Linked DNA regions of Homo sapiens: all the other regions are linked to region 2. A link is a contact called in ENCODE Hi-C or POLR2A ChIA-PET data. All regions are on one chromosome and are shown on one strand. Each heading gives the region's core, a stretch centred on a gene start or an enhancer-like site at or near the end of the contact. The rest is flanking DNA. Distances are from core to core; before and after follow the strand shown. Region 1 holds the start of PLA2G6 (phospholipase A2 group VI). Region 2 holds the start of ATF4 (activating transcription factor 4). Region 3 holds the start of RBX1 (ring-box 1). Region 4 holds the start of RANGAP1 (Ran GTPase activating protein 1). Region 5 holds the start of TOB2 (transducer of ERBB2, 2). Region 6 holds the start of TEF (TEF transcription factor, PAR bZIP family member). Region 7 holds the start of L3MBTL2 (L3MBTL histone methyl-lysine binding protein 2).

Region 1 (3,483 bases), core at 626-3,125, 1.3 Mb before region 2:
CCATCCGAAAACGAGAAGAGGCATTTAAGACATGACCCTATCAAAATCCACTGTGAAAGACACAGAACATATTCTCCCAGGGAGCCACCCTCTACAAAGTGAAGTTTGTAACACACTCTTCACTACGGCCCCTTACTCCTTGCCTACCTACTTCCCCCAGCACACACACCCAATAGATGTCTGCAGACACACACACACACACACACACACACACACACACACACACACAGAGTATTTAAATTTCTCCTTTCTGTATCTCTTAGTGATGTCATTCTGCTGAGTAAGAGGGAAACTCCCTTTTGGGGAGTCTCTCATGTAACAAGAAAGTAATCCACGGAAGGAACAAGAAGTGTCCTAAACAGTAGCAAACCTTACACATCAGGACAATCACACAGGCTCTGGTGTCAGATTCCAGCTTCAACCTCATCGGTGTGACCTCAAGCAACTCATGCGCCCTCTTTTTCTCATGTGAAGTGAGAATATCATTGGCCACACCAAGGGTAGCCTAGAACATCAGACAGTCCGTAAATATTTGTTAGATAAACGATGACTGAATGAATGGTGAAGAGAACATATACAGAAGAGCCTGACTCACAAGAGGTGATGAACAAACACTGCCAAATGATACACTGAAAGACAAGGGACCTCCTGCTCATCCTTCTCTCCTTGTCTTCTCATTCTAGCCCTTTCCCTTTCCACTCCTTTCAATTCTGCCTATGACCCAACAGTAAAATCATGTATTTGTACAGGGCCATACTGGTTATAAAGCTTTACCTTCTACATTTTCTCATTCAAATTTTGAACCTCATGGCAGACTTACGAGGGCAGGAGGTACAGTTCCCCTGTCACAGATGAGGAAACTGAGACTTGGACAGAAAACAGGTTCCAAACTCCAGGCAGAAACTCTAACAAAAACAATGCATTCAAAAACAATGCATTCAGCCCAAGGGTGCAGCCTCAACGTTGCCAAACCGAACCTGCCTGACATCCTGTTGGGCGGGTAAGAGGCAGGTGAGGGAAAGACCCAGAAGCTAGGGGGAGGTATTCGTTGGGGTCATGTGGGTAGCCCATTAAAAATACGGCCACAGGTCCCCTTGCCCTGTGCCCTCCCTGTCCCACACCCACAGGCTTGCCCCGACCCAGTCCCATGATCACCCTGGTCACATGCTCCCTGTCACCAGCTTCCAAGTCATCTGTGGGAGCAGGAGGTGGACACAGGATTAGGGGTGGGAGACTCTGGGGTGGCCAGGCTGAGGGGAAGGAGGGAGCATGTCGGGGGCAGGTCTGGAGGCACGCGAGAGAGGAAAGGCAAGGAAAAAAAGCAGGGAGGAAAGGCAGGAGAAGCAGGGAGTGAGAAATGAGTAGAGGCACCACGAAAGGTGGAGACGGACGTGAAGTGGGGAATCAAGTGAGCACTTAGAGGAGCACAGGAAGGAAAATTAGGACGGCCAATGGGGCCTAAAGAGGCACTGAGGGTCGGGGAAAGAGAAGAGATGGATTGACTCGGGAAGTTAGGGATACTGAGGGAGACACACGGAGGAGACTGGGGTTCAGGGGAGAAACTCAGGGTCGAAGCTGGGGTCCCTGGGGTCCACAAGTTCGAGATGAGACACGGGCGGTCTCGGGATGGGAATTGGGGACGCAGGGGGATGAAAAGATGGAAGGTGGGGGCACTCAGGGAGTCACATAAGGGTTAATGGAGGACATGCCTCAGAATCGGAGACACGAGGAATATCCAAAGGAGGGTCCGGCGGAGACTTGGGAGTCCGGAGCGCCGAGGAAGTTGGGGAACGGACCCCCAGGCCCCGCCCACCCGCGAGGTCACTCACCTCGGCTTACTCAGCACTTCTACTTCCTCCTACTTCCGCAAACAAACGGGCCTCGGGCCACGTGATGGCCTGACCACCGCTCTCCGCCAATCACTGGTGGCCCTGTCCCAGGCCTCCTCTAGGCTCCGCCCCCGCGCCCGAGGACGGCGGGAGGCGGGGTCCGCCATTTTTTTTAACTGCCCAATGGAAGGGGCTCCCTTAGCCAGGAGGACGAGCTTTCGGCGGGAGCCAATCCTCGGCGGCGAGGCGCGGCCATGTTTGTGCGGGGCAGAAGGTGCCCGGCTTCTTGGCAGTCCTGTTGATGAGGGCCAGGAGTCCTACCCTAGTCCGCCTTCCGCCTCCTAAAGCGACCAGAGCCTGGAGTCTGAAGTTACTGTTAATGATTGCTCGTAAAGATAAAAATAAAGGCAACAGAGGCATAGGGCATAACAAGGAGGAACCTGTTTTGATTTTTGCCAGGTAGCCTCAAGCCAGGGTTGCCAGATGTAGCATATAAAAAATACGGGATGTTAAGTTACATTTGAATTTCAGCTAAACAGCCAATACATTTTTTTCCGATAGAACAGAAATTGATTATAGCTTTTTTATTTTTCACAACTAAGGCCAAATTCCCTAGGGGAATTACCACATGTCCTTTTTTTTTTTTTTTTTGAGACAAGTCTCGCTCTGTCGACCATGCTGGAGTGCAGTGGCACGATCTCGCTCACTGCAACCTCCGCCTCCCGGATTCAAGCGATTCTCCTGCGTCAGCCTCCCGCGTAGCTGAGATTGCAGGCGCCCGCCACTACGCCCAGCTAATTTTTTGTATTTTTAGTAGAGACGGGGTTTCACCATGTTGGCCAGGCTGGTCTCGAACTCCTGACCTCAAGTGATCTGCCCGCCTCAGCCTCCCGAAGTGCTGGGATTACAGGCGTGAGCCACCACGCCCGGCTCCGAAATTTTTAACATAAGTATAATATACTAAGTTTAGTATTGTGTTAAAAATGTGTGCATTGTTGTCTGGCAACACACCCTGAGCCAGTCTCAGGAAATACCTTAGCACTTTCAGTAGGAACTTGGGCAAATGATCTCTGTGAACCTCAGACCCATCATCCAGGAAGTGGGCACAGTAATACAAGATTGTTGTAATATCTAGAAGTAAATTGGTCCCCATTCGTGCACATAGTGGGATTTCAATAAATGGCAGTTGTTAGGGTTAATAATGCCGATAATGAGGTATTTTGCAGAGAAGCCAGGAGACTAGACTTTAGTCACACATCTGCTTCGGACTGAGCAGGTCATGTCCTCTCTTCAGCCCACTGGCTTGGTTGGACCTTTTCTTTCCCTAATAATCACCCAACCCTAGGTCTAGATGAATCTGCCAGACTGCTCTCCATTTACGTGGGAAGTATAGTTGCGGGTGTCATTCTTGTGAAAAGAAGCGTGTAGGCCGGGTGCGGTGGCTCACGCCTATAATCCCAGCAGTTTGGGAGGCTGAGGCGGGTGGATCACTTGAGGTCAGGAGTTTGAGACCAGCCTGACCAACATGGTGAAACCCCATCTCTACTAAAAATACAAATAATTAGCTGGGTGTGCTGGCCATAGTCTGTAGTCCCAGCTGCTCAGGAGGCTGAGGCAGGAGAATTGCTTGAACCCAGGAGGCAGAGGTTGCAGT
Region 2 (3,530 bases), core at 11-2,510:
AGGGGCTGAAGGATGATGGGGAGGTTTCTTGTATTCTTAAAACAGACTACCCCTTCCCAACGCACAACCCCCAGTAAGTGGCCGTGGGTTCCCAAGCGCCTCTCCTCCCTGGGCCATGGGCGTGACTGCTGAAAAGCGGGTTAGGCCGGGGAGTTCAGAATCCGGAGTGAATCCGAACTACCCCAGGGAGACGGCAGCGAAGAAAATCTTGTTCTTAGGAGAACGCAATCTTCGGACACCAGAAGTTCCTCTATGATGCTATTCTGTGGCAGCCTTGCACTTGAGCCGGATGAAAATTGTAAAAACCCAGGTTGGGCGACAGGACGGCGCGTCTTCCCGGCTCCTTTCCAGAGTTTAGGAGGAGCCATGCAGACTCAGCCGGCCTTTGGGGGTAGGTGGACAGGCCCGGCGCGCCCTCTCGAGGCCCCTTCAACCTCCCGGGGGCAGCAGCGCCGTGTCGGCTATGAATGGGGCCTCTGGAAAACTCAGGCTTGGAACAGGTAACCCCCCGGTTTCCGCAGGCCACAAATCACCACCCGCAACCGAAGGACGCGCAGGCTGGGAGCGGCGGCGGGGCCACCAGTGCGGACCTCCACTGAGGGCGGCGGGATCCGACCGCAAGGGCTGGTCCCTGAGGCCACTAAGGGGTGCGCTGGGCTAAGGCCGCCTGGGGGCAGGAGCCAGCGCGATCGTGGCGGGCCAGCAGGCGGGGCTGGCTGAGGACTAGCAGCGACCCGAGACCCCAACCCTTCCCACGCGGACCCCGGGATCCCTCTCCCAGCAGCCGCCCATCTAGGGCCCTGAGCCAATAAGAGCTCGAGATATATATGATTCACCGGGCCTGGGCCAATCACCTTGACGCGCGCTCTTCGCCAGCACCTCGCGCGATAACCTGGCGTCCTCGGCCTTCACAATAAAAACTCTTCGCCGGAAAACGACCTTTCCCCGCCCACTGCGCTGACACCGGAAGCGAGGCGTGTCTGGGAGATCACTCCGCGCTCCGGCGGCGAAGGAAAGAACGGACTCTGATCATAGAAGCCTAGTAAAGTAGTACACCTCTCTCCTTTCGTGAGGCCATAAGAACAAACTCCTTTTCTCGTCACAGCTACGCCCTGGGCATAAACGGTTGGGGCGTCAAAGGGAGGGAGGGAAGGGAGCGGGCGGGAGGAGACGGTCACGTGGTCGCGGCGGAAGGATGCGTCTGTGCTGCGTCCCCATAGAGACGAAGTCTATAAAGGGCCGGCGGGCGGCCACGGCAGCCATTTCTACTTTGCCCGCCCACAGATGTAGTTTTCTCTGCGCGTGTGCGTTTTCCCTCCTCCCCGCCCTCAGGGTCCACGGCCACCATGGCGTATTAGGGGCAGCAGTGCCTGCGGCAGCATTGGCCTTTGCAGCGGCGGCAGCAGCACCAGGCTCTGCAGCGGCAACCCCCAGCGGCTTAAGCCATGGCGTGAGTACCGGGGCGGGTCGTCCAGCTGTGCTCCTGGGGCCGGCGCGGGTTTTGGATTGGTGGGGTGCGGCCTGGGGCCAGGGCGGTGCCGCCAAGGGGGAAGCGATTTAACGAGCGCCCGGGACGCGTGGTCTTTGCTTGGGTGTCCCCGAGACGCTCGCGTGCCTGGGATCGGGAAAGCGTAGTCGGGTGCCCGGACTGCTTCCCCAGGAGCCCTACAGCCCTCGGACCCCGAGCCCCGCAAGGGTCCCAGGGGTCTTGGCTGTTGCCCCACGAAACGTGGCAGGAACCAAGATGGCGGCGGCAGGGCGGCGGCGCGGGCGTGAGTCAAGGGCGGGCGGTGGGCGGGGCGCGGCCGCCCTGGCCGTATTTGGACGTGGGGACGGAGCGCTTTCCTCTTGGCGGCCGGTGGAAGAATCCCCTGGTCTCCGTGAGCGTCCATTTTGTGGAACCTGAGTTGCAAGCAGGGAGGGGCAAATACAACTGCCCTGTTCCCGATTCTCTAGATGGCCGATCTAGAGAAGTCCCGCCTCATAAGTGGAAGGATGAAATTCTCAGAACAGCTAACCTCTAATGGGAGTTGGCTTCTGATTCTCATTCAGGCTTCTCACGGCATTCAGCAGCAGCGTTGCTGTAACCGACAAAGACACCTTCGAATTAAGCACATTCCTCGATTCCAGCAAAGCACCGCAACATGACCGAAATGAGCTTCCTGAGCAGCGAGGTGTTGGTGGGGGACTTGATGTCCCCCTTCGACCAGTCGGGTTTGGGGGCTGAAGAAAGCCTAGGTCTCTTAGATGATTACCTGGAGGTGGCCAAGCACTTCAAACCTCATGGGTTCTCCAGCGACAAGGCTAAGGCGGGCTCCTCCGAATGGCTGGCTGTGGATGGGTTGGTCAGTCCCTCCAACAACAGCAAGGGTGAGTGGGCCACCACCACATCGTCCTGGTGGGATCTAGGGTTAGGGGCCTCCTACCTTTGTATCTGACTCACTTGGCCCCATCACTCAAATGTTTTGCAGAGGATGCCTTCTCCGGGACAGATTGGATGTTGGAGAAAATGGATTTGAAGGAGTTCGACTTGGATGCCCTGTTGGGTATAGATGACCTGGAAACCATGCCAGATGACCTTCTGACCACGTTGGATGACACTTGTGATCTCTTTGCCCCCCTAGTCCAGGAGACTAATAAGCAGCCCCCCCAGACGGTGAACCCAATTGGCCATCTCCCAGAAAGTTTAACAAAACCCGACCAGGTTGCCCCCTTCACCTTCTTACAACCTCTTCCCCTTTCCCCAGGGGTCCTGTCCTCCACTCCAGATCATTCCTTTAGTTTAGAGCTGGGCAGTGAAGTGGATATCACTGAAGGAGATAGGAAGCCAGACTACACTGCTTACGTTGCCATGATCCCTCAGTGCATAAAGGAGGAAGACACCCCTTCAGATAATGATAGTGGCATCTGTATGAGCCCAGAGTCCTATCTGGGGTCTCCTCAGCACAGCCCCTCTACCAGGGGCTCTCCAAATAGGAGCCTCCCATCTCCAGGTGTTCTCTGTGGGTCTGCCCGTCCCAAACCTTACGATCCTCCTGGAGAGAAGATGGTAGCAGCAAAAGTAAAGGGTGAGAAACTGGATAAGAAGCTGAAAAAAATGGAGCAAAACAAGACAGCAGCCACTAGGTACCGCCAGAAGAAGAGGGCGGAGCAGGAGGCTCTTACTGGTGAGTGCAAAGAGCTGGAAAAGAAGAACGAGGCTCTAAAAGAGAGGGCGGATTCCCTGGCCAAGGAGATCCAGTACCTGAAAGATTTGATAGAAGAGGTCCGCAAGGCAAGGGGGAAGAAAAGGGTCCCCTAGTTGAGGATAGTCAGGAGCGTCAATGTGCTTGTACATAGAGTGCTGTAGCTGTGTGTTCCAATAAATTATTTTGTAGGGAAAGTACTTGTGCGTTTGAATTCCTTTCCTGGCAAAGTAACCGAGTGAAGCGCCACCCACCCACCCCAAGCTGGTCTTAACATTTCCTGTGAGATCTGGGGGAGGAGGCAGTCCAAGGCTGAAGATCGGTTCCCAGAGTGGGATTTGCTCA
Region 3 (3,536 bases), core at 549-3,048, 1.4 Mb after region 2:
TTCTCTTTTATTATTTTTTTTGGGGGGGAACGGAGTCTCGCTCTGTCACCCAGGCTGGAGTAGAGTGGCTCGATCTCGGCTCACTGCCACCTCCACCTCCCGGGTTCAAGAGATTCTCCTGCCTCAGCCTCCTGAGTAGCTGGGACTACAGGCGCGTGCCACCACACCCAGCTAATTTTTGTATTTTTAGTAGGGACGGGGTTTCGTCATGTTGGCCAGGCTGGTCTCAAACTCCTGACCTCAGGTAATCCACCTGCCTCGGCCTCCCAAAGTGGCTCCCAGGCGTGAGCCACCGCGCCCAGCCTATTCTTTCTCTTTAGCAATAGAGTCAGCACGCTCCATTACCCGCCAGTTATCTTTTAAGAGAAAATACAAGGCTTCAAATGCACCTGTACGACATCTAAGAGTGCTCTGGCAGAGTCACACCTCTGCAAGGTTAGAGATGTCAAAGGGAGTCCTGGTCTAGCCAGAAATGGGAGAGTGACAAAGTACAGGTGCTTGGGTCGGGTGGGATGGCTCACTCCTGTGATCCCAGCACTTTGGGAGGCCGAAGTGGGAGGATCACTTGGGCCCAGGAGTTCGAGACCAGCCTAGGCAACATAGTGAGACCTTGTCTCTATTTTTTAAAAAAATTAAAAAAGAAAAAAAAAAAAAGCGGCTCTAGCACTTTGGGAGGCCGAGGCAGGCGGATCACCTGAGGTCAGGAGTTCGGGACCAGCCTGGCTAACGTGGTGAAACCCCGTTTCTACTAAAAATACAAAAAATTAGCCGGGCGTGGTGGCGGGCGCCTGTAATCTCAGCTACTCGGGAGGCTGAGGCAGGAGAATCGCTTGAATCCTGGAGGCGGAGGTTGCAGTGGGCCGAAATCGCGCCATTACACTCCAGCCTGGGCAACAAGAGTTAAAAAAGAATGCCTCACAAAAATTCAAGAAATACAGCGACTGCAGATGGGTCGGTTTCACTACAGCACAAGCAGCGGAAAAAGGACACAGATCGGGGAGAAATCACCCTACAAAGATGACAACTGAGGAATGCGGAGTGGGGACTGACACACGTTACGGTGAAACCGTGCACCACGACCAAAGGCGGTCCTAGGACTGCGACTATGTGGGCGCAGAGGCCACCCCCCAGGCTTGGCGGGCGAGTAAAGGCAGGGCTGGGGGCCTGCTCAGTGTGGCCTTAGGGAGGAACTTCGGGGGTCTCCTCTCTCCCCATCGAATCCCTGAGCAGTTCCCGAACAGAAATCGGAGACCAGACGGTGCCTGGGCCCCAGCCCTCCCACGGGGACTGCACCTTGGGCCTGGCTCGGAAGCGGGTCAGAGTCTGCGAAAGACCAGCGAGGACTCTTGGGTTTCGGGGCAGGCCGCGGGCGCCCACCCACGCCAGCACCGGGAGCCGCGCGGCGACTCGGCGAGCCCGGCAGGCAGGACAGGACTGCGGCGCAGGTCTGGCTCAGGCGGAGGAAGCAGCCGCCGCCCCAGCTGACGGAGTGCGGCCGGGGGCTTCCCAGAGGAGGCGGCGACGTCGAGCCCTTTCGAACGTTTCCACCCGGCTAGCTCACGTAGCCTCGGCCCCGCCCGGCCCCGCCCGGCCCCGCCCCACCCACTCCGGCCACCGCCCCCTCCCCGGCCTACAGTTCGCGGGTGGGGCGACCTGCGACAGCCCCTTTAAGAGGCGTGGTCACGTGCTCCGCCCCCACCTCCGCCTCGCGCGCCAGTAAGGGGTGGGGTGCGGGAGGAGGTGCCGGGGAGGTGGGGGGAGCGAAGTGTGCGCTGCTGCGCAGGCGCGGTGGTCGGACGACAGACCGTGTGTTTCCAAAATGGCGGCAGCGATGGATGTGGATACCCCGAGCGGCACCAACAGCGGCGCGGGCAAGAAGCGCTTTGAAGTGAAAAAGGTTGGGTCTCGCCAGCGCCTTCCTCAGGGAAGCTAGAGAGGCGCGGATCTGGCTGGCAGGCCCGAGGATGGTCGAGGCGCGGAGTAAAGGGTTTCATTTCAGGGCGTTCCTGGGACCGGGTACCACGAAAGGAAGCCGGGGGGCGGGTCTTAGAGTTGATCGGCGTGACGGCGGCCCACTGTTGGGGGAAGTGTTGGTTTCGCTGTGAGGCTAAGGGGCCAATCACAGAGCTGCTTATTGAGATACGCGGGGTTGCGACTTGGCGGCGGGAGCCAAGCGCTTGAGCTGTCACTGGAGTGGTTGAGAGGTGGGGGAAGGACAGGGTAGGGTGGGGTGGGGTGGGTGGAATGGGGAGTCGAAGCGAATGCGGCGGTGGAGGATGGGGCAGTGCGGCGAGAGCCTGGAACCTGAGGTCCTACCGCATTAGAGGCCTCTGAGGACCCCCCTTGGTGATCTTGCTCCGCCCCTTTTTGAAGCTTGGGGTCCTCTCACTTGGAGGGGTCCTCTCACTTGGAGGGATCCTCGCTGAACCGAGGCCTCACACTGCCTGGTTAGAGTCTGGAGTGTAATGCTTGGCTCTTCTGAGACGTCTGTTGGCTTTTCACACAACCACCCCACTCTTGGGTTCTCTGTCACGTCCAGAATCTCCCCCTTCCAAAATAATAATAAAAAGCATGGTGGAACTTGTTAAGAAAATCCGAGCCCAAATCCTGTGGCAGTTAGGGAGGGTTGAGTACTAGTCGCGAACGACTTGGTAAGCGTGGGAAAGCAAAAATGGAACGTGTCTTTTTGCATGAAATGCCTTTTAGTGGTTTGCCACAGTTTGGGAGAACAGTATCGATTCTCACCTAACATGAAAGCTGTTCAAAATGGAGATTCTAAAATAGGGAAGATATTCCTAGAACATCTGGCTAAACACTGACAATATCCCCCGTCCTAGTGCTTTTTGGTGTCTCATTGTGGCCACTGCTGCTCAGTTACAGCCAGCAGCCATATTGAAAAATAATAGAAGTAGGGGCTTTTCCTCCACCTTGAAGCTGTGATGTGAAAAGTGGTAAAGAAGTTACTAGGCACTGAGAATGGGGTTTGAAAGCGAAGAAGGTTTGGGAGTATTTGTAATTGAGGAAGCCAGAGTTGAATGAATGAAATTCTGTTAAACTCTTACTGGAATTATTATCTTAATAGAAGAGTCTAAACATATAAAAGTTGAGAACATCAGTTTATTTTATGGTAAGAATCAAAATTCTAGTGAATTGTAGAATTTGTTATGAAGTAATCTAAGATTTAAGTGATGACCTTGTTCTGTGTACTGACACGGGTATTTAATTATCCAGCTTATCCCATGATTACCCATTTTATGATCCAGTCATTATCTTAGTTCATTCTGTTCTCTAGCTTTCACTTCATTGCTCATGCTTCCAGAGCTGTGTAGAGCAGATACTTATTCAGATTTTGAGCTCTTCTGCAACTGCCACCAAAACCTGCACAGAAATTCAAGTTTGTGCCCTTTTTTTTTTTTTTTTTTTTTTTTTGAGATGGAGTCTCACTCTGTCGCCCAGGCTGGAGTGCAGTGGCACGATCTTGGCTCACTGCAACCTCCGTCCCCCAGATTCAAGCGATTCTCCTGCCTCAGCTTCCC
Region 4 (3,700 bases), core at 553-3,052, 1.8 Mb after region 2:
TGGAGAAACCCTGTCTCTACCAAAAATACAAAATTAACCGGGCGTGGTGGCACATGCCTGTAATCCCAGCTACTCAGGAGGCTGAGGCAGGAGAATCGCTTGAATCTGGGAGGCAGATGTTGGGGTGAGCTGAGATCGTGGCATTGCACTCCAACGTGGGCAACAAGAGTGAAACTCCGTCTCAAAAAAAAAAAAAATTAACCAGAGTCGGGTGTAATGGTTCACTCCTGCAATCCCAGCATTTCCGGAGGCTGAGGTGGGCGGATCGATTGAGCACAGGAGTTAGAAACCAGCCTGGGCAGTATGCCGAAACCCTGTCTCCACTAAAAATACAAAAACTAGCTGGGTGTGGTGGCAGGTGCCTGCAGTCCCAGCTACCTGGGATGTAAGGTGGGAGGATCACTTGAGCCCCGTAGGTGGAGGCTACAGTGAGCTGAGATCTTGCTGCTGTACTTCTGGAGACCCTGTTTCAAAAAATAAATTAACCAGAAACCAGCCCAGTGCAATAACTCACACCTGTAATTCCAACATTTTGGGAGGCTAGGCGGGAAGATCACTTTAGACCAGGGTTCGAGACAAGCCTGGGCAACAGAATGAGACCCTGTCTCCACAGAAAAATTTAAAAATTAGCCAGGTGTGATGGCATCTGTAGTCCCCATGACTTGGGAGGTTGAGGTGGGAGGATCGCTTGAGCCCAGGAAGCCGACGCTGCAGTTCAGCGGTGATCGTTCCACTACACTCCAGCCTGGGTGACAGAAGGAGACCGTCTCTAAAAAGATAAAAAAATTTAAAGAAAAACCAACAAAAAAATTAACCTGAAACCCCAGCATCTCTTGCAGTTCTGAGATGGGACAATTTGAGGGTAAAAGGTGGTGGTGAAGCCTCCAGATAGAATAGGGACAGAACTTCTCAGCTGAACGGGGGCCCATTCCTCAGTCCAAGAGAGAGCGAGACAGAGATGCACCCCTCCACACTCACTTTATAAACCAAGAAACTGGAGCACAGAAACGTAAATTGATTTGTCCAAGGTCAGCAAAGGATCAGCGCCAGAGCAAAAGCAAAGGGCTAATAGAGAAACATCCTCTCCCCGCTCCGCAGCAACGTCAGAGACTTTCTGAGGTGAGATGCATGCTCCTGCAAAGCGTCAGCAGTGACTCACATCGATTCCAGGGACAGCGGCGCCAGCCCGGGGCCCCCGCGGGCGTGGGCCTGCTGGGAGGTGGCTCTGCGGGAGCGACGCGCGAATACAGGCCGCAAATGATAGGCGGGCGGCGCAGGAGCCCCATCTGGAATCCCCGGCGGACTCGCACCGCCTCCGGTTGACAACAATGCTAATATGAGACGCCACTGCTAGCAGCTGCAGGCTGAGCTGCTCTGGCGAGTCAGACGCCCTTTAAGCCTCAGTTTCCCCATTTGTGAAAGGAGCCAGCGCCGCTCAACAACCCCACTCCCACCGCCACCCCTGGGGCGCTCGGCCGTCGAAGGCTAAGTGAAGAAGGCCGAGGGGGCAGGCAGAAGGCGCACACGGGCGCCACGCCCTCCTCGCCCCGCACCCCTGTTCCAGGCAGGTGACGGGGAAAGGAAAGGGACCCTGACTCTACCGTAAACAGGCGGCGCCGCCGCGTGGGGGGAATCGAGCGCGCGCCTCCGCCCTCTGGGGCGGGGACGGATTTAGGGTCCGGGTCAGGCCGGGGTCGCCACCTCCGGATCCAGCGGTCCAGATGTCCAGCCGGCTAGTCTGTTAGCTCTCTCGAGCTCCCGGCCTCACGCGCTTCCAGCACCACCTGCTCTCCGCACCGCGGCGGATGATGGCGGAGGAGGAGGATTTTGAAAGCCGGCAGTTTCTTTGCTTCGATTTGATTTGTTCGAGGCCCCGGCCGGCTTGCCCTCGCCCCGCTCGCGCGGCCTCTCGGGTAGAGTAGTCCGGTTCCCCATCTGGGAGCGCGATGGGGCGCGCACCGCGAACTACCCGTCCCATGGCGCACCGCGCGCAGAGCGTCCTCCACCGCCCTCCTCTTCGCCCTCCCCTGGTGGCTTCTGGCTCTTTCTCGCAGAGACCGCAGGGAGGTGTTCAGCCGGGAGCGCCCAGAGACTACAATTCCCAGAATGCGTTGCACCCAGGTCCCTCAGCTCTTCCGGAAAGGTTTTGTTCGCGTAACTTTGTTGATAACAGGTACTGCTGGCTGCTGGGTCTCTTGGGCAAGACACAGGTATCCATTTCCCGAAAGAAAAGACTCTTTTCCGTCCCATGAAACTGAAAGGGCATTCGAAGGCTTCCACATAAATATGCACAAATTACCTGATAATTAAAAAGGGGAAATAGTAACTATCGTAGAGAAGCTCCGCAGACACCACTTGAACGGCCACGTTAACATCAACAGCAGGACAAGCTGACATTCATCGCACGCTTTCTGTGTGATGCACTGAGAAAAACACGGCGTCACCGTCCGGTCTATAATGCATGACCTTAGTCTAATCATGAGAAACCCAAGCTGAGGGACATGGTACAGAATAACTGATCTGTACCCTTCCGGAAATGTCTGTATTATGTAAGACAAAGAAAAACTGAGGAACTGTTGCCGATTACAGGAAACGAAAAAGACAACTGAATGCAAGACATGGTCCTGGATCGGATCCTGGGTGGGGATTGCTATAAAGGACAATACTGAAACAGCAAAACTTGACTATATTAGATAATAGTATTGTATCAATGTTAAATTTATTAATTTTGATTATGGTACAGGGTTATGTAAGAGACTGCCCTTGTTCTTGGAAAAAAATGCTGAAATAATTAGGGACAAAAAGGACATGATGTCTGCAACCTTTATGGTTAAAAGAAATATACCTATACATATACATAGAGAAAGCAGAGACACAAATGTGGCAAAATGTTAATCAGTTAATCTGGTTGAAGAATATGGGAGTTCTTTGAACATTTTTGCAACTTTTCTGTAGGTGTGAATTTAAGCATAAAAACACAAACAGCGTTTTTTTTTTGTTTTTTTTTTTTGAGATGGAGTTTCACTCTTGTTGCCCATCTTGGCCTCCCAAAGTGTTGGGATTATAGGCGAGAGAGTGTGAGACCAGCCTGGGCAACATGGTCAAACCCTGTCTCGACAAAAAATACAAAAATTAGTTGGACGTGATGGTGCAAGCCTGTAGTCTCAGCTAAGGGCCTGAGGCAGGAGGATCTGGAGCCTGGGAGCTTGAGGCTGCAGTGAGCCGTGATTGCACCACTGCATTTCAGCCCTGGCGACAGAGCAAGACCTTGTCTCAAAAACTGAAAAAAGAAAAAAAAAAAAAGTTAAACAGATCATGCAGGCTGGGCGCAGTGGCTCACACCTGTAATCCCAGCACTTTGGGAGGCCGAGGCGGGCGGATCACCTGAGGTCAGGAGTTTGAGACCAGCCTGACCAAAATGGAGAAACCCCGTCTCTACTAAAAATATAAAATTAGCTGGGCATGGTGACGCATGCCTGGAATCCCAGCTACTCGGGAGGCTGAGGCAGAAGAATCGCTTGAACCCGGGAGGCGGAGGTTGCAGTGAGCCGAGACGCACCATTGCACTCCAGCCTGGGCAACAAGAGCGAAACTCCGTCTCTAAATAAATAAATAAATTAATTAATTAATTAACAGATCATGCCATATCCTTTTACACACAGCTCATTTAATCTTCACCACCACAAGGGAAGTGGGCATC
Region 5 (3,649 bases), core at 1,051-3,550, 1.9 Mb after region 2:
GGCGATAGCAGGAGTGACCTACTTTCCCTGCACACTACACTTCCCTGAGCACTTTGCGAAGGCCCAACTGGCCGCAATACGCATGCCCGGTAAGGGGAGCCGACCGAGGGTCGAAGAGCCCAGGAAAAGTTTCCGATGCACATGCGCGCTGAGGCGGGTCGGCGCCCCCCTCCCATCGCCTAATACATTTCATGTAGATTCTACCCAAAAGGCCTACTCCCCGTATTGTATGGCCCCACCACATCCTCTAGGCTTTACGAGAGCCTAACTTTCCCACCTTTCCCTTCATCGCCTCCCATTACTGATGAAACTAGGATCTGCTTCTAATGAGTTTTTTCTGGGTGAAGGGGGTGGGCTGGCTTAGATAAGGTCACGACCCCCTTCCCCCCACCCAATCTGAATTCCAGGGCCTGGGCGGTCCGTGTGGGGTTGCTGGATGGACGGTGGATTCAAAGGGAAACGGATCTTTTTCACTTAATGCCTAGCGGACTCGGCTCCAGCACCCCAAACAGCCAGGAAAGGAAAGGCAGGAATCAAACCCAGTTCTCCCGTCCTCTCGGCCAAAGAAATTTCCAGTCAAGCTGTGGGGAGGCGCCAGGCCAAGGCCAGCAGGGCCCAAGCCTCACCCCATTTCTAATCGAAGACTGAGTAACCAGATCCGGGAGAGGGAAATAGGAAAAGGTTCCCAGGCAGAGAAGAAAAAAACTGTACACCTGACACCTGAGCATCTTCTCATACTAAAATTCTGTGTGTCTCCTCCCATTGCAAGGTCTGCTTTACGACCAGACTTACCAGATCCTCGGCAAGCTCCCCCGCTGGGTGTTAAACCTCCTTAATCCTTCCTCCCACACAAGCTTCTTTCCCCCTATGCTTCACGGAGGGATGGGGGTAGAAGCCCAAGAAAGCAATAGGATTGTTTTTCTGCCGGAAAATCAGAGATGAAGGACCCATTCCCAGGGTACGGTGGGTAAGAAGGAGAAAAAGACCGTTTAGATACGGAGTAGCACCAGAGACTGGCCTCCACCCGTCCCCAAGCTGAAGCTTGCTGTGCGGGGTTCTGGTTTCTCCTGGGGGAGGGAGAGGGCCTGCCGGCTGTGCCTCCTCTCTGCACCCTCCTTCCCCTCCCAGATTTCTGGTGGTCAAGGGCACAGTTCATCCTCCGGACAGGAGGGGAAGGAGTTTGGGGGTAGGGCCCCACCTCGCAGGCACCTTACCAAGATAAGCAGAATCCACTCACTGGCACTGCTCTAAGGGTACTTTTTTCTGCCCAATTTTCCATTAAAACACTTAAGAGTATAAAGAGCTCAGCCGAAACGGTGAACTCTGGCTCAGTGGCCCAAGGACAATCTCCACTGACCTGTCCCGTCGCCAAAGGGGGTGTCCACCCTCCACCCTTCAGGCTCCACAGAGCCAGAAATAGAGTCTATTAACAATTACCACCCCCCTTCCCTGCACACGGGAAAAGAAGCAGAAAAACAAGGCCTGGATCCCCTTCCTTCCTCGGATTTATTTAACGGTGGGGGGAGTTATGTTTCTTTGGAGAACAAGGAAGATCTAGCGAGTAGCTAGGATATAAAGAACCGGGGGAGGCGGGGAAGGGAGGAAATGCACCCCACCCAGGAGAGGGCCACTCTTGGAACTGGGAGAAAAAGGAGCTCTTGGGCACCCCAGGAGCACAGATGGCGTGAGAAGAGGAGCTGGGGAAAGTGGGGTCTGGAGGGAAGCTGGATGGGGAAAGAAAATGCTGGCCAGGCGGGGAGGGAGCGGCAGCAACGTGGAGAGTCCAGCAAAGCGGGAGTGGGGCGGGGTGGAAGAGGTAGTCCGGCCGGCTGGGTCTCGGGGCGGGCCCCCCGCCCGCACGCCCCCCAACTCACTCACTCGGGTCTCCGCGGCGGCGGGGCGCTCTACCGGCCGCGGGGCGGCTTCTCCCTCCAGGGTGGCCTGAGCGCGGGGCGGAGGTCGCTCTCCTTTCCTTCCCGGGCGTCGCCGGGCCAGGGGACCGAAGTCCTTTTCGTCGTTGAGGGTTGGGGGACGAAGCAGGGGGCTATGGACTATGACTCTCAATAATTTCTTTCAGCTCTTAGGAGGTCGGGCTCGGCAGCGGGGGGCCCGAGGGCGGGCGGGCGGACTAGCGGCGACGACGCGGGGATGGCGGATCGGAGGGTGGTTCGTGTCGCGCAACGGCAGACGGTATGGGCTGTCGCCGGCAGACGGTCCTGCCCTCCTGGCCCCGCGTCGCCCGAGCCACGGCTTGCCTCAGCCAACAACCCGCACCTTCCCGCGCCCCGGCCCGAAGTGAGCAAAGTCAATGAAAAGTTTCACCCTTAGCAACCCTGCGCACGGATCCGGCTTCCCCACCCCTGCGTGATGCGTCCCTCCGCCCTGCAGGGGCGGGGCCAGGGCCCGGCCGGGACTACTTCCCAGCCAGCCCCGCGCCTCAGCTCGCTGGTATCTCGCGGAGCAGCTCCTGTGCCCTTCTGTGCTCGCCGGTCGTGCGTCCGGCTCCCCGTCTTCCCCTCCCTGTCACAGCGCCGCGCCGCACTCCTTTCCTTCATTCCCATACCACTCTGAACTTGTGCGCGTCGTGTGAGGTGTTCTCCCAGGGGCGCTCCGTGAGGGCCGGGGACCACCTGGGGCCGGGTTGCTCACGAGCCGGGCACAGTGCACTCTCCCTTTAGTTGTGTTTGGGGGACGAGTATCGCGGGGGAGGGGAGGGAGTCACCATGCCCGCCGGAAACCCCCCGCTGAGTCGTCCGCCCTGCACCTGCCTCGGAGCCCATGGTTCGGACGTTTGCCCGAGCCGTTTCCCGGGGCCTTCCCTCCAGCTCCGAGCGTCTGGCCGTGTCCGCGGCGATAGCATCGCCCCGTTACGGCCTCTGCGGGAGGGGGAACTGAGGGGACGACGCGGGCTCTGGAAACATTTCGGACCCGTTTCGGGCAGGCATGAGTCTTCCGAGCGCCTTGTGATTCCTCGGGGGGCTCAACGTCGAAAGAAAGGCGAGGGAGACTCTGGGGCCTGGGCCACGCTGTGCGGGAGTAAGAGGAGCCGAGGACGAGGCTGACGGCCGTGAAACTAGCCGAGTGCCACAAAGGACCTTCCCCTCACCGCCTCTGGCGCTCCTTTCCTTGCAGCCTGGAGGGCCGGCTCTGGCTCTGCGCAGGCGCGCGGGCGCAGCCCCTCTCCCAACTCTTGTTTGCTCTTTCTGGCCAGCGACCCCAGTGTGGGGCACGCGGGAGAGCCCCACATTTCTTCTAGTCGCAGTCCCGCCGGCGTGGGGTGGCCCCTGACCGTGCAACGGGCGCAAGGCTCGCACCCACTACGGCCCCTCGGGCGGCGGAGCGAGGCTCCGCGAACCCGGGACTGGGCGCGCCAGGCCCGCGCGCTGAGGCCCCCTCCCCCGGCTCTGGCCACGCGGGCTGCTCTGCCTCTGTGAGTGTGCGGGACACAGAGCCAGGGGGAGGGAGGGCCGTGTTCTGCGGTCACAGGCAGACAGGAGTGCCGGAAGATGCAGTCTGGAGCCCCCGGGGGACTGTGAGTGAGGTCTTCTCCCCGGTCCCTCCTTAGATCTCCCATTTCCCAGTTCTCCCCTCCCGCCCACACCTTTTTTGTCATTCCAGACGGTTCCGGCCCAGCAGCAGCCGCCATCCC
Region 6 (3,937 bases), core at 1,101-3,600, 1.9 Mb after region 2:
CGGTGGCTCACGCCTGTAATCCCAGCACTTTGGGATGCCGAGGCGGGTGGATCACCGGAGGTCAGGAGTTCGAGACCAGCCTGACCAACATGGAGAAACCCCGTCTCTACCAAAAATACAAAATTAACCCCGTCTCTACTAAAAATACAAAATTAGCCGGGCGTGGTGACGCATGCCTGTAATCCCAGCTATTCGGGAAGCTGAGGCAGGAGAATCGCTTGAACCTGGGAGGCGGAGGTTGCGGTGAGCCGAGATCGCGCCATTGCACTCCAGCCTGGGCAACAACAGCAAAACTCCGTCTCAAAAAAAAAAAAAAGAAAAAAAGAAAAGAAAAGAAAAGAAAATAAAAAGAAAAGGAGGCCTGAAAAGGTAAAGCAATCGAGGCATCAGATTCAGAAAATGACTGAGGTTCAATTACAGTGGCAGTGAGAGCTTGAATTTTGGAATCAGACCTATCATCCTGTCTCTACCACCACCCAAAGTCCTTCAAATCTCTTGCTTTCCAGGCCTGGTCAGCTACCCAACTTCTTTTTCCTCCTTACCCCGCCGCAAAATTATTTTTATTTATTTATTTTTTTGACATGGAGTCTCCCTCTGTCGCCCAGGCTTGACTGCAGTGGCGCGATCTCGGCTCCCTGAAACCTCCACCTCCCAGGTTCAAACCGATTCTCGTGCCTCAGCTTCCCCAGTACCTGGGATTACAGGCGCCAGCCACCATGCCCGTCTAATTATTTCTGTACTTACAGTAGTGTCGGAGTTTCGCCCTGTTGGCCAGGCTGGTCTCGAACTCCTGACCTCAGGTGATCCGCCACCTCTGCCTCCCAAAGTGCCGGGATTACAGGCGTGAGTCACCAAGCCCAGCCCCAGCAAAATTCTGATTGCATCAGCTTGATAACTTTTAGCTGGCTGTGGGTGTCTGGATCATGCATCTACCCCCTGAACCAAGGACTATCACTATACCACCCCCCCAACCCCTCCTGCTAGAAGGGCTGGGCCACTGTAGGGATGCTGGATAAACAAGCCAAGCTCTCTGCCTTCCGGGAGTTAAGCGGGGAGTCTAATGTTGCCTGGGTTTGCAGCGGAGTCTGATCTGTACTATAAAGAGGTACAAAGTTCTGAGCGCTGTTTAGGAGCAGCTTTCCATTTGTGTACCGCGCCACATATTACATTTTTACGGATTTCTGCGGAACTCCCGGGGAGGCTTTATATTTTAAGAGAGGAGGTGGTTCTCCCACAAAACGTGGCATCGGTACCTGGTGTCAAGGAGGTTTTTGTTTTCTAGGTAAAAGAAGGGAGAGTTCTAGAAAGGAAAAGAATTTCACATCTGTTTGGGACTGTGGAGATTCTCTAGCCCAACCTCTTAATTTTATGGCCGAGGAAACAAGCTCCAGTGAAGCAACCGGACTTTCCCAAGGTCATAAGCTAGTAAGTGGGAGGGCGGAAACATGTACTCGGGCCCTGGCTCAGGTCAGAGCTTCAGGAATGCTCCCTCCACGCTAGTGTTGATCTGGATGCGTGGGCAACCCGACACCCCGCTCTAGGGCGGCCAAGCCTGCTCAGGCCATCCCTACGACTTGGCAGGTCGCGGTCCCCGGCCCTGCCCTCAGGCGACCTCTGGGTCGCGTGGGAGCAGAAGTGCGGGCTAAGCTCAGCGTCCCTGCCCCGCGACCCTGGGCAGAGTCCCCAGAACAAAAAGACCCGTCCCTCCCTTCCCCTCCCGCCCCGCCACAGCCCCGCACGTGCGGCGCCTCGTGCACCGCCCCGGGCCCCGCCCCCGCCCTCCATTGGCTGTTCCCGCGCCTTCCTCCTCTGCCCCCTCCCCCCGCGACCAGACTCGGCTGCGGCTCCACGTGACCCGCGGGGGGTGGACACGCCGCGCGAGCAGGAGCTCGGATAGGTCGCTTTGGCCGGCCTGGCCGCTCCGAGCTCCGCCCCTCTTCGGTGGCGCGTCGGGAAGGTTGCAAGTCGGGGACAAGAGGGAGAGGCTGCGGTGGTTGGGGAGGGCGGGGGTTATGAAGAGGGCGGTGAAGGGGGAACACTGGTAGGAGGGAAGGGACCGCGCCGAGGAAGGCCCACCACAAAGACTCCAGCAGGCGCCAATCAGGGGACACAGGGGCGGCGGGGCGGGGCCTCCGCGAGGGTCCTCACCTGGCCCCGCACGTGTCTATCTTATCCCGGCTGCCCGACCAATCACGGCCCGAGGATCTGCGCCTGCCCCTCTCGCAGGCTGGACCAATCCAGAGCAACGATCCGGGGAAGCTGGCCTGGCCTCATGAATAATTAATGTGCCAGAGCCGGTCCGCAGGCGGGGTAGCGATGGAAGGAGGCGGGGGCGCCATTGGGCGCCTGCGCAGTAGCTGCCCGTGTCGGCAGCTGCAGCGGGTCGCACGGCTCCGGCCCATCTCGGGGGGCGGGCGGGGGAGGCGAGGTGCGCGAGCCGAGTCCGGGGCACGATGTCCGACGCGGGCGGCGGAAAGAAGCCGCCTGTGGACCCGCAGGCAGGACCCGGTCCGGGGCCGGGGCGCGCAGCTGGGGAAAGGGGCCTGTCGGGGTCCTTCCCCCTGGTCCTGAAGAAGCTGATGGAGAACCCCCCGCGCGAGGCGCGCCTCGGTGAGGGCGGGGGGGTGGTCCGCGCGGGCTGGGGGCGGGGCTTATACAGGGGCGGGGCCTCGTGAGGGCGGGGCCGGGGAGGCAGTGGGTCAGGGAGCAGTGGTCCAGCGGAGGGGGATGGGGCCTGGATGACCAGGAGCCTGGAGGACGAGGCCGGGGGGCTGAGGACAGAGGGTCAGGGGCGGGCTGAGACGGTGGGTCTGGCGGGAGAGGGTGGGGAGAGGTTTTGAGGAGGCGGAAGGGGATCGGGAGCAGTCACTTAAATGACGCTCCAGGGCCCCTCCCCCGGGGCCACCTGCATCGGAGTCACTCGGGATGCCTGTTTAAATTGCTGGTTCCTGCGCCCCACCCAATCTGCGGTCACTGGGACAGGGGTCTTGCATTTTAAGGAGCACCCCACCGCACCCCCATTATTTTCCAAGTACACCAAAGTTTAGGAAGCGCAGGCCTAGGGTAGCGAACTGTCATCGTACGTGGCCTTACCCCTCCCGGAGGGACCTGGCTTCCTCCCTGGGTGTGAGTAGCGCCAGCTACTAGGTCCAACGGGAGCCTTTCTGTTGCGGGGCTTCTGCTGAGCGGGTGGGGGGGGTGTGGGCGAGTAGTGTGAGGCGCCTTGGGAGGGGAGTTTTGGGCCAAGCAGAGAAACGATGAGGGTCAGATGAGTCCACTGAGGCCCTTCGCCTGGTTGGTTGGGGCTGACCCTTAGATTCTGGGGCCACGGCGGCAGGACTGAGCTTCATCTTTTTGCCTAGGCCAGGAACGTCACTGGGGCGTATACGGAAAGCAGGTCTGGCCTTGTTTTTCGCCCTGGGAGATGGGGTGCAGGGAGCAGCAGGAGGGCCGCCTGTGGTGGGGTTGTGGGTGCACTGAGGTATACTTTGAGTGTGAGACCTTTGCATTTCCAAGAGCCATCAGTTATTCAGGGTTTGGGAAAGGGATAGGCCTTCGAGAGTTGTCTGGCCTGGGGAATGGATTTTCCTTTTTAAAATGCCATTTCTCTTCCTTTCCTGGGTGTATGCTGAGGCTCCCATCCCTGTGGCTGTCACTGTTGAGTTATAAATAGCTTCAGCACATCAGGTGAGGCCAGCCTCTCTCCTCCTGCTTTGGGACCTCATGTGCACAAACCCTTTTGTTTGTTTTTGAGACGGTGCTTTGTTCCAAATCTGGGGCTGAGACAAGCTGCAGGGACAGGTGTACACATCTGACAGTTTCTTGTTTGAAATTACCAGGTAATAACCATCCATAACAAGAATTCTACCCGATATTCGTAGAGTGCTCGCAAAGCACGCTGACATCATCTTATTTCATTAACAGTCCTAGAGGGTAT
Region 7 (3,394 bases), core at 253-2,752, 1.7 Mb after region 2:
GGAGGTTGCAGTGAGTGGAGATCCCACTGCATTCCAGCCTGGGCGACAGGGGAGACTCCATCTCAATCAATCAATCAATCAATAAAAGAAAGAAAGAAAGGGTGACCAGTTGAAGGGCTGCTGCAATGGGCCGGTGGCTTGTATTAGAGTGGTAGTGGTGGAGGAAATACAGGATATATTTTGGAGGTAGAAAAACCAACACGTTGACAGCATGGATACAGGGGTTTAGGGTGGAAGGGGTTGAAGGAAAGAAAGACCTCTAGGAAGAGTTTGACATCTCCACGGCGGACTTCAAATTTAGGCATATATTTTATATGTATTCAGCCTCCACATATTGCATTTAGAGTCTCAATTAATTCACTGGGACACGGCATGGCATAGGGAAGGAATCTGTACTAAATTTGGAATCCCAATCCTGTGTGATCTTGGAAAGTGCCTAAACCTGAAGTGGTGAAGAGCCACCACTTCCTCTTCTTTCAAACGGTGATAGGATGTCTAAGGGTTTGAAAAGATGTTTGCAAAGCTCCACAACAGCACCTAGAACTCAGGGTGTCTAAGGAGGTTGTGGGAAACCCTAACGGGATGAGGCAGAGAGCCTCAGATTCGAGGTTTTTACCCAGGAGAGAGTGGTGAAGGAGGAATGTTGTAAGATTTTGAGCAGGCTGGACATTTACAGTATTGAGAAAAAGAATATTCCAGTTTCAGCCGGGCGCGGTGGTTCACGCCTGTAATCCCAGCACTTTGGGAGGCCGAGGCGGGTGGATCCCGAGGTCAGGAGTTCAAGACCAGCCTGGTGAAACCCCGTCTCTACTAAAAAATACAAAAATTAGCCGGGCTTGGTGGTGGGCGCCTGTAGTCCCAGTTACTTGGGAGGCTGAGGCAGGAGAATCGCTTGAACCTGGCAGGCGTAGGTTGCAGTGAACCGAGATCGCGCCACGGCACTCCAGCCTGGGCGACAGGGCAAGACTTCGTCTCAAGAAAACACACACACACACACACACACACACACACACACACACACACACACACACAGAGTATTCCAGTTTCTTCCTTTTTTTTTTCTTTTTAATCTGGAGTAGTCCAGTTTCTGCCTGAGTTGGAAATGAGTCCCTCTGCTATGCATCCCAGCAAAAGGGCACCTTAAATATCTAACCCGGGAGAGTACGAGGTTATTCCTGGAGTCTGGAACAGTGACTATCATAGGTGCTCAATAACCGTTTAGGGAAGAATAACATCCAGTGAAGTCAAGAGGTTGGCGTAATTGGAACACTCGGCGTGAGGCGCACCAGGTTTCCAGCGCCCCTGGTTTCCACGTCGCTATGGTAACGACTCACCCTGCACACATGCGAACTACAATTCCCATAACCGCCCGCGGCTTCCCCGCCCACAGGGAGAGAATGGCGGGAGCAGGCACGGAACCGGCTTTTCCTCCTTCCTGCAGCGTGATTGGCCCGCGGCTCAGGGAGGCGACCAATGAGTGCTCTCGCGGAGAGCGACGGGGCAGGCCAATATGGCTTCCTGCACCTGGTGACGCTTGGCGAAACTGAGGTCTCATGGAGAAGCCCCGGAGTATTGAGGTGAGAAGGCGAGGACTTAGCGTGACTGGGAAAGGGAACTCCGAGAGCCTCGCTCCGTGGGCCCTTCTTTAGGGCTTTTAGCGACGCCTGGAGGGTGGAGGGTGGGAGGATGGATAAACTGAGGTAGTTAAACTGAGCCAGGGGCAGAGGCAATTGACGTTACTTTTTGCCCCTCTCCTGCTGGGGCCAACGTTCGGCGAGGAGTTCAGGGAGGAACAGCCGTCCCTGGCCTGGGGGAAAGGGAACTAGGTTTAGGATCTGAGAGCTCCTGAATCTTCCTTATCCTGCTTGTCTCGTGGCTGTGTTGTTTAGGGCTTGTGAGGCCTGTTACATGAGGTGGGAAGTGAAGGGAGATTAAAGTTGGGTGAACATCACTCCTTGTCTGTAACGTTCACGTGCATTATCTTCCAGTACACTCACAGCAATCATGTATTATTCTTTCGTCTTTGTCGTTCAAGCCACTGAGGCTTAGAGGTGGTGCGACACCCCAGGAAGTTACCCCGGCTGGAAAGTGAAGGAGATTGGCACTAAGTCTGTCCGCCTCTGAAACTTTGCCTGTTATGCTTTTCACACTGTACTGCAACCTGGAACCCACTCATCCTTTTTTTTTTTTCTTTCAGACGGAGTCTTGCTCTGTCACCTAGGCTGGAGTGCAGTGGCGCGATCTCGGCTCACTGCAACCTCCGTCTCCCGGGTTCAAGCAATTCTGTCTCCATCTCCCATGTTCCTGGGATTACAGGCATGTGTCACCACACCCGGCTAATTTTTGTATTTTTAGTAGAGACGAGGTTTTGCCATGTTGGTCGGATTGGTCTCGAACTCCTGACCTCAGGTGATCTGTCTGCTTCACCTCGGCCTCCCAAAGTGCTGGGATTACAGGCATGAGCCACTGCACCCCGCCTCATCCTTTAATCATTTGGTTTCTGGGCACCTTATATTTAAGAGACGGGGTGTTCCTATGTTGCCCTGGCTGGAATGCAGTGGTTACTCACAGGCGTGATGACAACGCACTGCAGCCTCTAACTCTTGGGCTCAAGCAATCCTTACACCTCAGCCTCCTAAGTAGCTGGGACTATAGGTGGTCTCTGTCACCCTGCCTGACAAGGGTACCTATATTTGAATTGTTTCCTTGCTGGGTGCGGTGGCTCACGCCTGTAATCCCAGCACTTTGGGAGGCCGAGGCGGGCAGATCACGAGGTCAGGAGATCGAGACCATCCTGGCTAACATGGTGAAACCCCATCTCTACTAAAAATACAAAAAAATTAGCCGGGCGTGGTGGCAGGCACCTGTAGTCCCAGCTACTCGGGAGGCTGAGGCGGGAGAATGGCGTGAACGTGGGAGGCGGAGCTTGCAGTGAGCCGAGATCGGGCCACTGCACCACTGCACTCCAGCCTGGACGACAGAGCGAGACTGTGTCTCAAAAAAAAAAAAAAATTGCTTCCTTTCTAGCATATTTGCATGTGTAGTTGCAAATATAAGGTGGAATAGCTCAAACTTTCTGCAAGGGTAAACGAGAATAATCATGTGGAGAATAAGAATAGCAAGTCACACTTTTAGAGCTGTTACTGACTGCTGGAAATAGAACTAGGTTTTACATATCTTATCTCAATCTTCGTAAGAATTCTCTAAAGAAAGCTTATTACCTCTCTTGTAATGATGACAGCAGCAAGATAAAATACGCACAAAATCACACAGTTAATAAATGTTAGAGCCAGGATTCAAACTCAGGCAAATCAGAGCCTATGCTTTCAACCAGTAAAAATTGGCAACCTTTATTGAGCACTTACTATATGCAAGTCACTATTCTGAGAGCTTT

What was found. Hi-C counts contacts between places; a loop is a spot of excess contacts on that map. ChIA-PET counts read pairs that join two places held with the same protein, here RNA polymerase II (POLR2A). Pooled maps may share reads with other maps.
Region 1: a loop to region 2 is called in a pooled map, with 11 times the contacts of the local background. The contact joins the promoter of PLA2G6 here to the promoter of ATF4 in region 2. A Hi-C loop is called at or near these places in 6 of 50 pooled maps. POLR2A ChIA-PET finds 5 or more read pairs at or near these places in 2 of 52 experiments (B cell and activated B cell).
Region 3: a loop to region 2 is called in a pooled map, with 18 times the contacts of the local background. The contact joins the promoter of RBX1 here to the promoter of ATF4 in region 2. A Hi-C loop is called at or near these places in 2 of 37 single-sample maps with no recorded cell type and 14 of 50 pooled maps. POLR2A ChIA-PET finds 5 or more read pairs at or near these places in 3 of 52 experiments (Caco-2, activated CD4-positive, alpha-beta T cell and activated naive CD4-positive, alpha-beta T cell).
Region 4: a map of CD8-positive, alpha-beta T cell shows a loop between it and region 2 (13-fold over the local background). The contact joins the promoter of RANGAP1 here to the promoter of ATF4 in region 2. A Hi-C loop is called at or near these places in 2 of 168 maps with a recorded cell type or tissue (CD8-positive, alpha-beta T cell and naive thymus-derived CD4-positive, alpha-beta T cell), 1 of 37 single-sample maps with no recorded cell type and 11 of 50 pooled maps. POLR2A ChIA-PET finds 5 or more read pairs at or near these places in 1 of 52 experiments (B cell).
Region 5: a loop to region 2 is called in a pooled map of gastrocnemius medialis, with 10 times the contacts of the local background. The contact joins the promoter of TOB2 here to the promoter of ATF4 in region 2. A Hi-C loop is called at or near these places in 11 of 50 pooled maps. POLR2A ChIA-PET finds 5 or more read pairs at or near these places in 3 of 52 experiments (HepG2, activated CD4-positive, alpha-beta T cell and naive thymus-derived CD4-positive, alpha-beta T cell).
Region 6: a loop to region 2 is called in a map of gastrocnemius medialis, with 10 times the contacts of the local background. The contact joins the promoter of TEF here to the promoter of ATF4 in region 2. A Hi-C loop is called at or near these places in 1 of 168 maps with a recorded cell type or tissue (gastrocnemius medialis), 1 of 37 single-sample maps with no recorded cell type and 7 of 50 pooled maps.
Region 7: a pooled map shows a loop between it and region 2 (5-fold over the local background). The contact joins the promoter of L3MBTL2 here to the promoter of ATF4 in region 2. A Hi-C loop is called at or near these places in 6 of 50 pooled maps. POLR2A ChIA-PET finds 5 or more read pairs at or near these places in 2 of 52 experiments (WTC11 and endothelial cell of umbilical vein).

Annotation. Positions count from the first base shown.
Region 1 is chr22:38,179,955-38,183,437 of GRCh38, forward strand. PLA2G6 (phospholipase A2 group VI) reads right to left here and starts at 1,876. Exons shown (of 17, transcript NM_003560.4): 1 at 1,710-1,876. RefSeq lists enhancers at 279-448, 729-798, 1,429-1,878, 1,828-2,122, 2,039-2,148.
Region 2 is chr22:39,519,302-39,522,831 of GRCh38, forward strand. ATF4 (activating transcription factor 4) reads left to right here and starts at 1,261. Exons shown (of 3, transcript NM_182810.3): 1 at 1,261-1,450; 2 at 2,053-2,370; 3 at 2,472-3,382. The coding sequence starts at 2,145. The coding sequence ends at 3,301. RefSeq lists a silencer at 599-798 and enhancers at 1,179-1,328, 1,689-1,738.
Region 3 is chr22:40,949,580-40,953,115 of GRCh38, forward strand. It overlaps RBX1 (ring-box 1), which reads left to right and starts at 1,799. Exons shown (of 5, transcript NM_014248.4): 1 at 1,799-1,897. The coding sequence starts at 1,820. RefSeq lists enhancers at 761-1,351, 1,866-2,075, 2,531-3,119 and a silencer at 1,236-1,815.
Region 4 is chr22:41,284,385-41,288,084 of GRCh38, forward strand. It overlaps RANGAP1 (Ran GTPase activating protein 1), which reads right to left and starts at 1,803. Exons shown (of 16, transcript NM_002883.4): 1 at 1,602-1,803. RefSeq lists enhancers at 1,506-1,575, 2,006-2,225, 2,256-2,325, 2,646-2,695.
Region 5 is chr22:41,444,501-41,448,149 of GRCh38, forward strand. It overlaps TOB2 (transducer of ERBB2, 2), which reads right to left and starts at 2,301. Exons shown (of 2, transcript NM_016272.4): 1 at 1,879-2,301. LOC105373043 (a long non-coding RNA gene) reads left to right here and starts at 2,445. Exons shown (of 2, transcript XR_938274.2): 1 at 2,445-3,532; 2 at 3,619-3,649. RefSeq lists enhancers at 2,071-2,766, 2,513-2,762, 2,767-3,462 and a silencer at 3,333-3,432.
Region 6 is chr22:41,379,592-41,383,528 of GRCh38, forward strand. It overlaps TEF (TEF transcription factor, PAR bZIP family member), which reads left to right and starts at 2,351. Exons shown (of 4, transcript NM_003216.4): 1 at 2,351-2,610. The coding sequence starts at 2,454. LOC105373042 (a long non-coding RNA gene) reads right to left here and starts at 2,320. Exons shown (of 3, transcript XR_938271.3): 1 at 2,149-2,320. RefSeq lists silencers at 1,570-2,169, 2,200-2,899 and enhancers at 2,034-2,328, 3,110-3,189.
Region 7 is chr22:41,203,810-41,207,203 of GRCh38, forward strand. L3MBTL2 (L3MBTL histone methyl-lysine binding protein 2) reads left to right here and starts at 1,503. Exons shown (of 17, transcript NM_031488.5): 1 at 1,503-1,577. The coding sequence starts at 1,554. RefSeq lists an enhancer at 2,347-2,847.